2 separate regions of the Mus musculus genome follow, and region 2 is linked to region 1. Evidence: chromatin loops called from intact Hi-C (ENCODE). Cell type or tissue: heart. All regions are shown on one strand. Region 1 overlaps Pde10a (phosphodiesterase 10A). Region 2 holds the start of Mpc1 (mitochondrial pyruvate carrier 1).

What was found. A loop is a pair of places that touch in the nucleus more often than their neighbours do. Peaks named below come from ENCODE experiments on the same cell type or tissue, not always from the same donor. Only the 100,000 strongest peaks of a DNase experiment are listed, where the experiment ranks them.
Region 2: a loop joins it to region 1, with 2.8 times the contacts of the local background. A loop is called at or near these places in 1 of 42 quality-filtered maps.

What each region holds. Positions count from the first base shown.
Region 1 is chr17:8,805,344-8,810,343 of GRCm38, forward strand. The region is part of intron 1 of Pde10a (phosphodiesterase 10A); the gene reads left to right. Among named protein-coding and RNA genes, the nearest start is that of Pde10a, 6.1 kb to the left of the region's middle. In heart, a CTCF peak has its summit at 2,231 (motif pointing left); no DNase peak of the experiment used is centred here; H3K27me3 peaks cover 4,222 bases.
Region 2 is chr17:8,281,105-8,286,104 of GRCm38, forward strand. It overlaps Mpc1 (mitochondrial pyruvate carrier 1), which reads left to right and starts at 2,683. Exons shown (of 5, transcript NM_018819.5): 1 at 2,683-2,857. The coding sequence starts at 2,787. In heart, CTCF peaks have their summits at 2,957 and 3,160; DNase peaks (open chromatin) are centred at 1,897, 2,297, 2,637 and 3,357; H3K4me3 peaks cover 2,786 bases; H3K27ac peaks cover 2,853 bases.

The DNA of each region.
Region 1 (5,000 bases):
CAGGCTGTCTGTGCTACCTAGTCAGCTTTGTGATACATTGTGGCATGGCTGGAGGAGGCTTTGCCTGGGAAGAGCAGGAGACACACCTGTGAAAAATACAGCTCTAGGAATGAGAATCCCAAGCCACAAATACCTCCCCACCCGTGTCTCTCTGTGTGCTATATTTTTATGAGTTAACTACAGTAAAGAGCAGAAAGAGCTCCGTGCATAAAAATAAAAGTGTGTATTTGTATGTGTGTATGTGTGTGTTTGTATGTGTGTTTGCATGTGTGTATTTGTGTGGGGGAGGCATGGAGGGTGGCGATACGGAGAAAGCAAAGGAAATTAAGACCAGAGAGGTTTGTGAATGCACAGTGTAAATGCCTTCATACTGCAAATTACTGTATGTTCCTCAAATATCCCAGTGAGTGTACTTTTGCAGGACTTGTGAGTCTGTTACTCGCCACTCTTAAACTGTTTCCCCGGGGTGTGAGGACTGCGTGGCTGATGCCAGGATACACTGAGATAAATATGGTCCCTGTGAGAGCAAATGCACTCAGTACTCCAGACAGCACCAGGCGTCCCAGTCAGGGTATTCTCATAGGCTCTGTGAAGCTGATGCCACAGGGGAAAACCAGACTCAAGGCCCAGCACTGCCTGCATCCACCATGGGCCTACATTCAGTCAAGACCCAACTCACAGCTTGTTGGAGAGGACCCACATGTTCTATAACACAACTGTGTGGAGGGTGTAGAGATGACTCTTTACTCCCCAAAGACCTGGCATAGAGACACGGGTGCCCCAAAAGGTGACCCGAATAGCATGCTGTGAATTCCTGCCAGGCTGGCTGTGGGCAGTGAACGTCATCTGCTATCCATGGAGGGGTGAGCTGGTTCTTGGCTAGGTCAGAAGTCCAAAGGGCAAAGCTATTTAAACTGGGTGGTATTATACTATTTAGATTATTAATAGGCAATCCATGGAATCCTACTTTTAATTTGAAATAAACCTATGTGGACAGAGGAATTTCCTGAAGGTTTAAATGAGAAAGAGCTAGAAAATCAGAAGACAGGCCTTCTATCTCAAATTGATACATTGCTCTTGGAGGGTTTTTTTTTTTTTTTGTTTTTCACACAAAACATTTTGTGTCCTAAAACAAAGAAAAGCATGTTGAGTAGCAGGCAGGTTGTGTGAGGAATAGTGTGCCAACCAGCACAACTGCCACCCTGCGTATAACACAGTCCGTGCAATGGAGGAAAGCCTTTTTTCAAGTCTGGAGAAGAACTCTAAGGGGCAGGGAATCTATAGCTGTGGCAAAGGCAATACTGGCACCCAGAATGGCCCTGGCCAGTGTATCTGCTACTACCCCGCCTTCACGCCTGCTGTCTGGCTTACTTTCTAGAAGGCAGGCTGGAGAGGACTGTGGGCAGGGTCTTATCTTTGTTCTGATGCTGAGGCATAGACAGGGGTAGACTCATAAAGAAGCTACATTATCAGCTTGTATAGGAAATTTCACGGTTCCAATAAAGCAGAGCCATGTATGAGGAAGAGGTATGCTATCCATATGCAACCTGGGCACACGTGGCCTTGGACCCAGAGCTGGCACTAAACTCTAGTGGCCCAGCATTCAAGTGTGTTCTGCAGAATTGGTTCTCATGGGGCTATAGCTCCAGGAGAGGGTAAGGTTTGCTCCTGTGTTCTCAGCAGAACTACAAGGAGATTCAGAAGGAGGTCAGACCAGAGCCCAGCTTGGAAGACCCTGTTAGTGTTTCATAGGATGTCAGGCTCAAGTCTGGAGGAAGCAGGGGAGAGAGTTCACCTGGCAGAAGCCCCAGGAAAACCTACTGGGCAAAAAAGGCACCTCTGAAAGTCATAGCCAGGAGCTTAACCAGCCAAGGGGAAAGGAGTCACAGGCCTATGCTAAGGACAGTCTCTGTGTTCCTAGACGGGTGTGCAGGAAAGCCAGAAGGCCTTCCATGGTGAAGGTGTAGCAGAGGCTATGTCTCTGTGGCAGTCCTCAGCAGTGGAGACAAAGCTGGACCTGTGCATGACGACACACAGGGAGGTGGAGGCTAGAAGGATAGGTAACATGATGGTTGGCTGTGTAGACATTGGATACCATGGTTCCTGGTTAGGAAGGCTGAGGGTGGGGGTGGGGGTATGATTGGGTTGGGAGTCAGGACTGTGAACCTTTGTAGGTTGTGGGATTCTTGGCTTGGGTGGTACCTGCTCTCTACTGCCCTCTAGTGGTGTAGAGAGCAGCTACCCGAAGGGAATAAGCAAAACACATCAAAACACACAGAGACTTCATACAGGGGGCTGTGAATGAAGGTCAATCTGGAAGGAGATCTGAGTGGTGTAGCATGAGCAGCCATGGTGTGGGAAGCAGTCAAGAGAAGAGCTGCCCGGCAGATGGGCCCTGAGCTGGAGGAGGAGAGTAAAGGCTGCACAGCTGGAGCTGGGACCTGCAGCCCAGATGTCTGGTATGTGATGAAGCCCGTAGATTGGCCAGAACAGGGCTATATACCAGGGAGAGTTATGAGCCACAGGCTTCTGTGATTTATATCCTGCAGGCTCATCTGAGTGTAATTTGGGAAATGAATCTTGGAGCTGTTTGGGAAGGGAGTATACAGGGGCCACCGAGTCAGGGGTACAGCAGTGGACATGAATCGTAGTTGAGGGCTCAAGTATTTGTGGTATCAAGTGCACTGAATGCCTGTTGCTTGGGGAATGCATTCCTGGCTTCCGGTTACTGGTAAGGGGCCCAGAGGAGGAAATATGCAGGCAAAGGCAGGTTTGGTAGGTTTGGCAGTAGGGAGATGGAGATGCTCAAGGTATAGCAGATTTAAAAACAACAACAACAACAACAACAACAACAACAACAAATCACTTAGATAAAGTTTTACCATCCCTAAGGCTGGAGAAGAAAAAAAGAGGCATGACATTTGATGCCCCTCTAAGGAGTCAGTCCATGGATGCTTTGTGTGAATCTGGAATTTCTGAGAAAAAAAAAATGGATGGTCTTGGTTGCAGAAGGAAGGGTATCATGGCGCAGTGTCTCTCTACTCTGAAGACTGAGATGTGGGAGGAGAGCGTGGGCCCGAGGATGCTGGCCTAAAGTGGGTTAGAAATGAAGATCGTGATCCCCTAGTGCTGAGGCAGCAGCTGAAGGGACGATGAAGAGGATTCAGGGCAGAGGGCAGAGGATGTGTTTGAAGGGGGCAGGGAAAAGTGGAAGAGTGCATCAGGCAGGAGTGGACTGAGCATCTGCAGGTGACAAGGGACAGACACACTGTGGCACTCAAAGAGGAGCCTCTGAGATGAAGTAAAATCCCGTGGCCAGCATGTGACTAGCAGACCTGTGGAGTGCGCCCCTGTGGCTATGGCTGATGGTGGGCTTCATTCCAGAGATGCTTAAGAATGCTTACCTACTGAAGTCCAGGGGTTTGAAGAACGAGGCAACATGAAGAAACAGCTCTGTGAGGTGAGGAGGACAGGGTGGGATGACATGTGGGGATCTGGGAAAGCTGAGACCCAAAAGGCAATGTTTTTGGTGGAGGGGAGGGTGGGGGCCATGTTGTAGCTGTTGCTAACTCACATCGGGGGCAATGAGTGGGTAAGAAACCTTTCATCAGGTGCTAACTTCCATTACTCTAGTTGTCCAGCATTTTGGTCCTTTGGAGGAAGCTAGACAGGAGAGCAAGGCCTGAGAAAGCTTTCAGGGAACAGGGAGAAGGGAAGTAAGTACGCTAAAGCATCCATGAAGAGAAAGGCAGGGGTGTGGAAGGTCTCCCGGGTGCTTGGGAGAGGCGCTTAGTAACCCGCAATTAGATGGGTGTGGGGGAGTGACCTGTGACATTTGGAAGGGGAGTTGTGAGAGAAAAGCAGTAGATTAGTAGATTAGGAAGCAGACAGCTACTGGGGGCAAGAAGAGTGACAGGATCGGAGGGGCAGGCCTGAGCAAGTGATTCTATTCAAGATCAAACAGAGCAAGAAAGCTGCATATTGCACCACTCATAAACACCCTAATGAGAAGTGACCTATGACCTATGGAGTGACAGCTGAGTGCTGTCTTGGAGGAGGGAGAATTTGAGGGTTGCAGAGGTAACCAAGAGGAAGATTCCAGAAAGAATGGATCTGAACAGGGTCCAGAGGTGGATATAGGAAGCCAGGATTGAGGAAGCAAAGCAGCAGGGCTGTATGGAGAGAGTGGGGGACTGAGGACAAGGGACATTGTGTCATTGCACCATCTCTTCCAGAGGACTTTCTCTGTCCTGACAGCTACCTGTCTAGGTCCTCCTGTGCTTCTGTGTGTCCTGCAGCACATCGTCCCTCTTTGAATCTGGATTTCACTGGTCTTTGTCTGTCTCTAGGGTTGGGCAAATGCTTCGCTCATCTACTCTTTATCCATCCTCCCAGGGCAGCTCCAAGCAGTCTATTGAAGAAACAAGGGAGGGTGTTTAAGTGGAAGAATCTTAGCCAAATAGCCCTTTATCAAAGCTAATTTTCCTAAAAGAGAAGAAACAATGAAATCGTGTGGCTGCAGAGCTTTGCTCCAGTACTCAAAACTTCATTCTATTCATTTTTTTTCCATGTAATCCAAATACACTCTTTGGCACCAGCACCCAGGCTTTTGCGTCACTGTGAACACAATACTTGACACGCAGTGAGGTCAATGAGGAACAGGCAGCAGGAGTCCAAAGGAAGGAGGGAGCCCCGTGGTCCACATTTGGGTAGCCTCAGCTTGCTTTCCCTGGGCTGTGGCAAGAGCCTTTGTTACTTTGATGAAAACATTTCCTGCATCGCCAAGACAAAAAGTGTTGCATGGAAAGTGCTGAAATATTGCCACGTGTGTGTTTTGGAGATGATGAGTTATTGATCAAACACAAGCAGATTTGGACTTTTTAGAGTTGGCAAGTTCCGTGAGAGGAAACGTTCTACATGCAGAGCACCAATGGGCAAGAAAGGAGGTGACTGGCAGGCAGGAGTGCAGCCCAAGGCAGAGCAGTGCGGTGTGTATGATG
Region 2 (5,000 bases), 520 kb before region 1:
AGACACCTTCCAGCACTCTAAACGCTAGTCAGCAGACAGGGAACACGTCTAGTTCAGTTCCAGCTTTATGTCTCCAAGTCTTACAACCAAAGTGCATGGCATCTTCAGCAACTGGGCGTTAGTATCTAACTTTGGCAAGCACCCAGCAGCAGTGGCAATAGCCTTTCTCAGTTTTGAAATATCTAGGACCTCCTAGGGTCAATAGCCCACATGGCTCTGGGAACATCTCTTTCCACCCACAATTGGTACCTTCACTCATGCTTTAACCGGGGTATTGACACATGTAGGCACAGGCTACTGCAGAACTTTCTTTTGGTCGCAGTGGGTATCATGACTCAGACATAAGCTTCCTAGACTTTCCCCGCTGTGTCTGACCCAGTGTGAACTGACTTCCATCCTTGCACCTTAGTCTCTCAAATGTTTCTAGATCTAGAGACCACTCAGAAGCATTATTCTATCCATATAATGAAACACTGATTGATCGATTGACTGATAGAGTCTCACTATGAAGCTCTAGCTGTCCTAGAATGCACTAGGTAGACCAGGCTGGCCTCAAGCTCAGAGATCTGCTTCCTGAGTTCTGGGATTAGAGGGGTTCACCACCATGCCCAGATTACAATAAAACATCCTTTTAACAGAAGATGTCACAAGTTCCAGGCCAGCCAGGGCTACACAGTAAAAAAAAAAATTACTTTCCTCCATCTCATGTCCCTTCCGTTACACTTAGGGGTAGCCACTGTCAGTGTTGTCCCAATATCTTTGCACACAAAAACATCGCTGAGCACAAATGAGTAACATACTTTATACAATAGTCCACACATTTTTTCCTGCAGATAAATACTATAATTACTTAGCACTAGAACATAAATAACTTGTTTTCTTGCCTAGTCGCTATCTAAACCAGACTGGTCTCAGAACTCATAGGAGGTCTGCCTACCTCTGCCTCCCACTTGTTAGGATAAAAGTGTACACTACCAGGCCTGGTTTATTACTAATTTGCAGTTATTTAAGACAGGATGTCATGTAGCGCAGGCCAGCCTTGAATGGGTCCTCTTTTCTCTCTCACCTGCTAAGTTACACACTATGACACACGCTGGAACGCCTTGAGGATTGTTTCCATATTAAAATAAGCTCCACAAACTAGCCTTTCCAGGGACAGCTCTAGAAAGGAATTGCTGGCCAAAGGGAATGTCCATTCTTAATACTTATGCATTCCCTTGAGTGTTTGGTTTAACTTCCTATATTCATTTCTGCCAGTGCATTCCAGACTTCATATTCCCCAGTGGCATTCTAAATTACTCAACTTTCCTTGATTTGAGGTATAATCCCCAAATTGTGCTTTTGTTGTTGTTGCTGTTTGTGTGTTTTTTTTTTTTTTTGTTTTGTTTTTTTTGCCTGGCCTTGTTTTTTGTTTTTCGTTTTTTAAATTTTGTTTGAGACAGGGTTTCTCTGAGTAGCCAGGGCTACAGAACTAGCTATATAGACACGGCTGGCCTTGAACTCAAATCCTCCTGCCTCTGCCTCTGCCTCTGCATCTTCGGTGCTGGGATCAAACTCATTTGCCACCAAGGCCCGCTTCAGGTTCGGTTTTGGTAAGGAAGAGAGTCCCCTCTATTCTCGGAAGATTGTTAGAATAAACCGGCAAAAATTAAATCTGAGAAAAGCTGCACATATTTACTATGCATAGAAGGGGAAAACCACAGAAGATTACCATTCGTTTAATAACTTTCGCCCCAAGCCCCACCCCGAGGACTCAGTGGTGACCTTGAACTTCCCACCACCCAGCCTGGTTTACGGCAGTGCTGGAGATGGAACACAGCCAGGGCTTCCGGAGCAAACCTGGCAAGAGCGCTGCAGTCCGGGCCCTGCAGACCCTTCCCTATAAGGGGAAGGTCGTCTTCAGCCTCCTTTTGGTAAACAAAGACTGACACTGGCACGAACTCAGGGGACGGGCCTTAGCGACCCTTAGCGCGGTGTGGCCTACTCGGGTGTGGCTGCGAGCAGCCTGAAGGCAGTTGTGTTCTTCACGCGATCCGGTTTACGGCGGAAGGGATTCTGTCACCTTTCCTCTCCTCAAGAGTGGTAGTGGTGACAGGAAATGTAGCCAGGCCCTTCTCATTACCTCCGGCTCAACTCTCTCTGCATTCTGCCCCCCCCCCCCCCGCCATGTCTGGGGTGTGGCTCTGAGCCTCTGCGGGTGTACAGGCTAAAGCTGCAGTATGCACGCTCCGGGCACTTATGTAACCTGTGCTTTCCACACGTGGGCAGCCACACTTCTGGAGACTGAGGCTCTTAGCTATTTTTAACTGCCTCCCTCCTCTGCACTCGGTGACTCCATCCCAAGCCGGTCGCCGCCGGTTTGCAGGATCTCACCGTCTCTGTGCAGCCGCCCGCGGGGCAAAGGGACAGGCGAGGGGTGACAGGAGCCCGACCTGCCCACCACGCCCCGCTGAGACCCCGGAAGCCTGCCCAGGACCCCCGGGCAGAGGAGTGTCACCCTCGCAGCCCCTAGCAACCGCCAGTCGTCCGGGCCGCCGGGCCCTTTTACGACGGCAGCCCCGCGGCGCGCACCGCCCCGAGGGCAGGCGGGGGGTGTGTCGACCGCGGCAGCCAATCCCGGACGCGCTCTGCGGTCTAGCGCGTTCTCATTGGTGGAGCGCCGAGCGGTCGTAAGGCTTCTCCGAGTGTCGTGAGGCGGGCGCTGGGGTGAGAGCGCCGAGGGCCTCAGCCGAGTCCACAGCGGTGTCATCTGTCTAGGTAGCGGCTTCACCGCCAACGGCACGGCCATGGCTGGAGCGCTGGTGCGCAAAGCGGCGGACTATGTCCGGAGCAAGGACTTCCGGGACTATCTCATGAGGTGAGCGTCATGGTAGGCCGTGGGGGAGCCGCCCGCTGCGGGAAAACCCTGCGGCGCCGTGCCAAGGTAGGAGAGCGGCGCACGGGTGGAACGCGCTCCTACCGGTGCCCGAGGGGACGGCGCTCCCGAGGGTACAGCAAGTGACCGAGGGGATGGCGCTCCTACCTGTGACTAGGAGGGCAGAAGGGACAGCGCTCACACCCGTGCCTGAAGGGACAGCAGGACTCAGGGGACGTAGCTCCCACCCGTGACCTAAGGGACCGCAGGTTACTGAGGGTACAGCGCTCTTGGTTAAGGCGACCTAGGGAATGGCAGGTGACAGGGAACAGCTCCAGCCCCGCGAACTGAAAGACATGGTGTGACTGGGGACCCCGCCCCAACCTGTGCCGGAGGGGACGCCTCTCCCACCCATGCCCGAGGGGACAGCGCTCCCACCCGTGACTGAGAGGACGACAAGTGACCGAGCGGACAGCGCTCCCGGGCAGGACGACCCAGGGAATGGCTGGTGACAGGGAACAGAGCTCCAGTCCTTGACTGAAAGACGCGGTGTGACTGCAGGGACGCCGCTCCGGCTCGTGACCGACCGGACGAACACCGCTCCTGGGCAGGCAGTCAGGATGCCCTTGCGTGGGTTGACGTGGGGACACTGGGTGCTACCATCCCCCTCCTCGTCTCCCGGCCCGGGACTTGGCGGGAGCGGTGCTGGAATGTGCCGGGATCCGGGTAATGGGAGCTAGAATTTGCAGCACAGAGGGCGGGGTTTTTTTTTTTTTTTGGTTTTTTGTTTGTTTTTTTGTTTGTTTGTTTTCCATTTGACGGTGCTTGGGGGAGGGGGACCGGACAATCATGTGTCGCAGCCACGCAGTGCGTCTGAGAAGAGGCATTTACTTGCAAGGTGTGTGTCCCGAGGGCTTGACATTGAGAGGTTGAAGAAGCACTTTCCAGAATTCATTTTCAGTTATAATTTCCTGGTGCCTGATTCTATTTTAAGGATCTCACAAAATTTAGAAACCGATTACAATATTTCCAAGCATAGTTTTATTTTCTTGTGATTTTAAAGTTAGATAAGTGGAGGGCTGCTTTTTAATTTTCTTCTCAGTGGTCAATACCGAGCCTGCCAGTGGTGGCATTCGCCTTTAATCCCAGCACAAGGGAGACAAGCTGGAGGATCTCTTGAGTTCAAGGCCAGCCAGTCTACAGTAGTATTGTAGTTAATAGTAAATACTTAGTGCCTTGAGTTTCTACAACTGTCTTACTCATCCGTCTTCACCATCTTGATTAATGTCTTTTCCTTTGCGAGGCGCTTCTGTTTCCCTGGGACCCGCCTTCATGCCTGGGCTCAACCCCCAGTGCACCGTGCTGCTGCACTTGATTTTTGATAAGACTCAGATCAAGAACTTTCTATATTTCTAGGTCTGTTTTCTTAACAGTCCCTCAGTCCCTCCCCCACCCCCGTTCTTTTTTGTTTAATATTGAGTCTCAAACTCAGGTCCTGTGCCTTAAAAGGCCTACAAAGTTATACCCTCAGCCCTCGATTCTTTTTTTTTTTTTTAATTTTATGTATTTGATGTGAACCTGAGTATATGTACCTATGGAGGTCAGAACAGGCATCCTGGAACAAGCATGCAGACAGTTGAGAGCCTTCATGTAGGTCTGGCAATGAAAACCAGCTCTTTTGTAAGAACAGTAGCGTCATTACCTGCTGAGTCATTGAGTCATATATCTCCCCCCCCCCCCCCCCGAGACAGGGTTTCTCTGTGTAGCCCTGGTTGTCCTGGAACTCACACTCTGTAGACCAGGCTCAACTTCAAACTCAGGAATCCTCCTGCCTCTCCGCCTCTCTCAAGTTGCTGGGGTTAAAGGCGTGCGCCACCACTACCTGACTCCAACCACTTTCTTAGTTTTACTTTTGGGTGCTTTGTTTTAAAGATTTATATTTTTTTATGTATATGAGTACAATGAAGCTGTCTTCAGACACACACAGAAGAGGGCATCGGATCCCACTACAGATGGTTGTAAAGCACCATGTGGTTGTTGGGAATTGAACTCAGGACCTTTGGCAGAGCATCGCTCCAGCCCTGTTTTGTTTTTGAGACAGGATCTCTACATATCTCTGCATGTCTTGGAACTCATTAGACCAGGC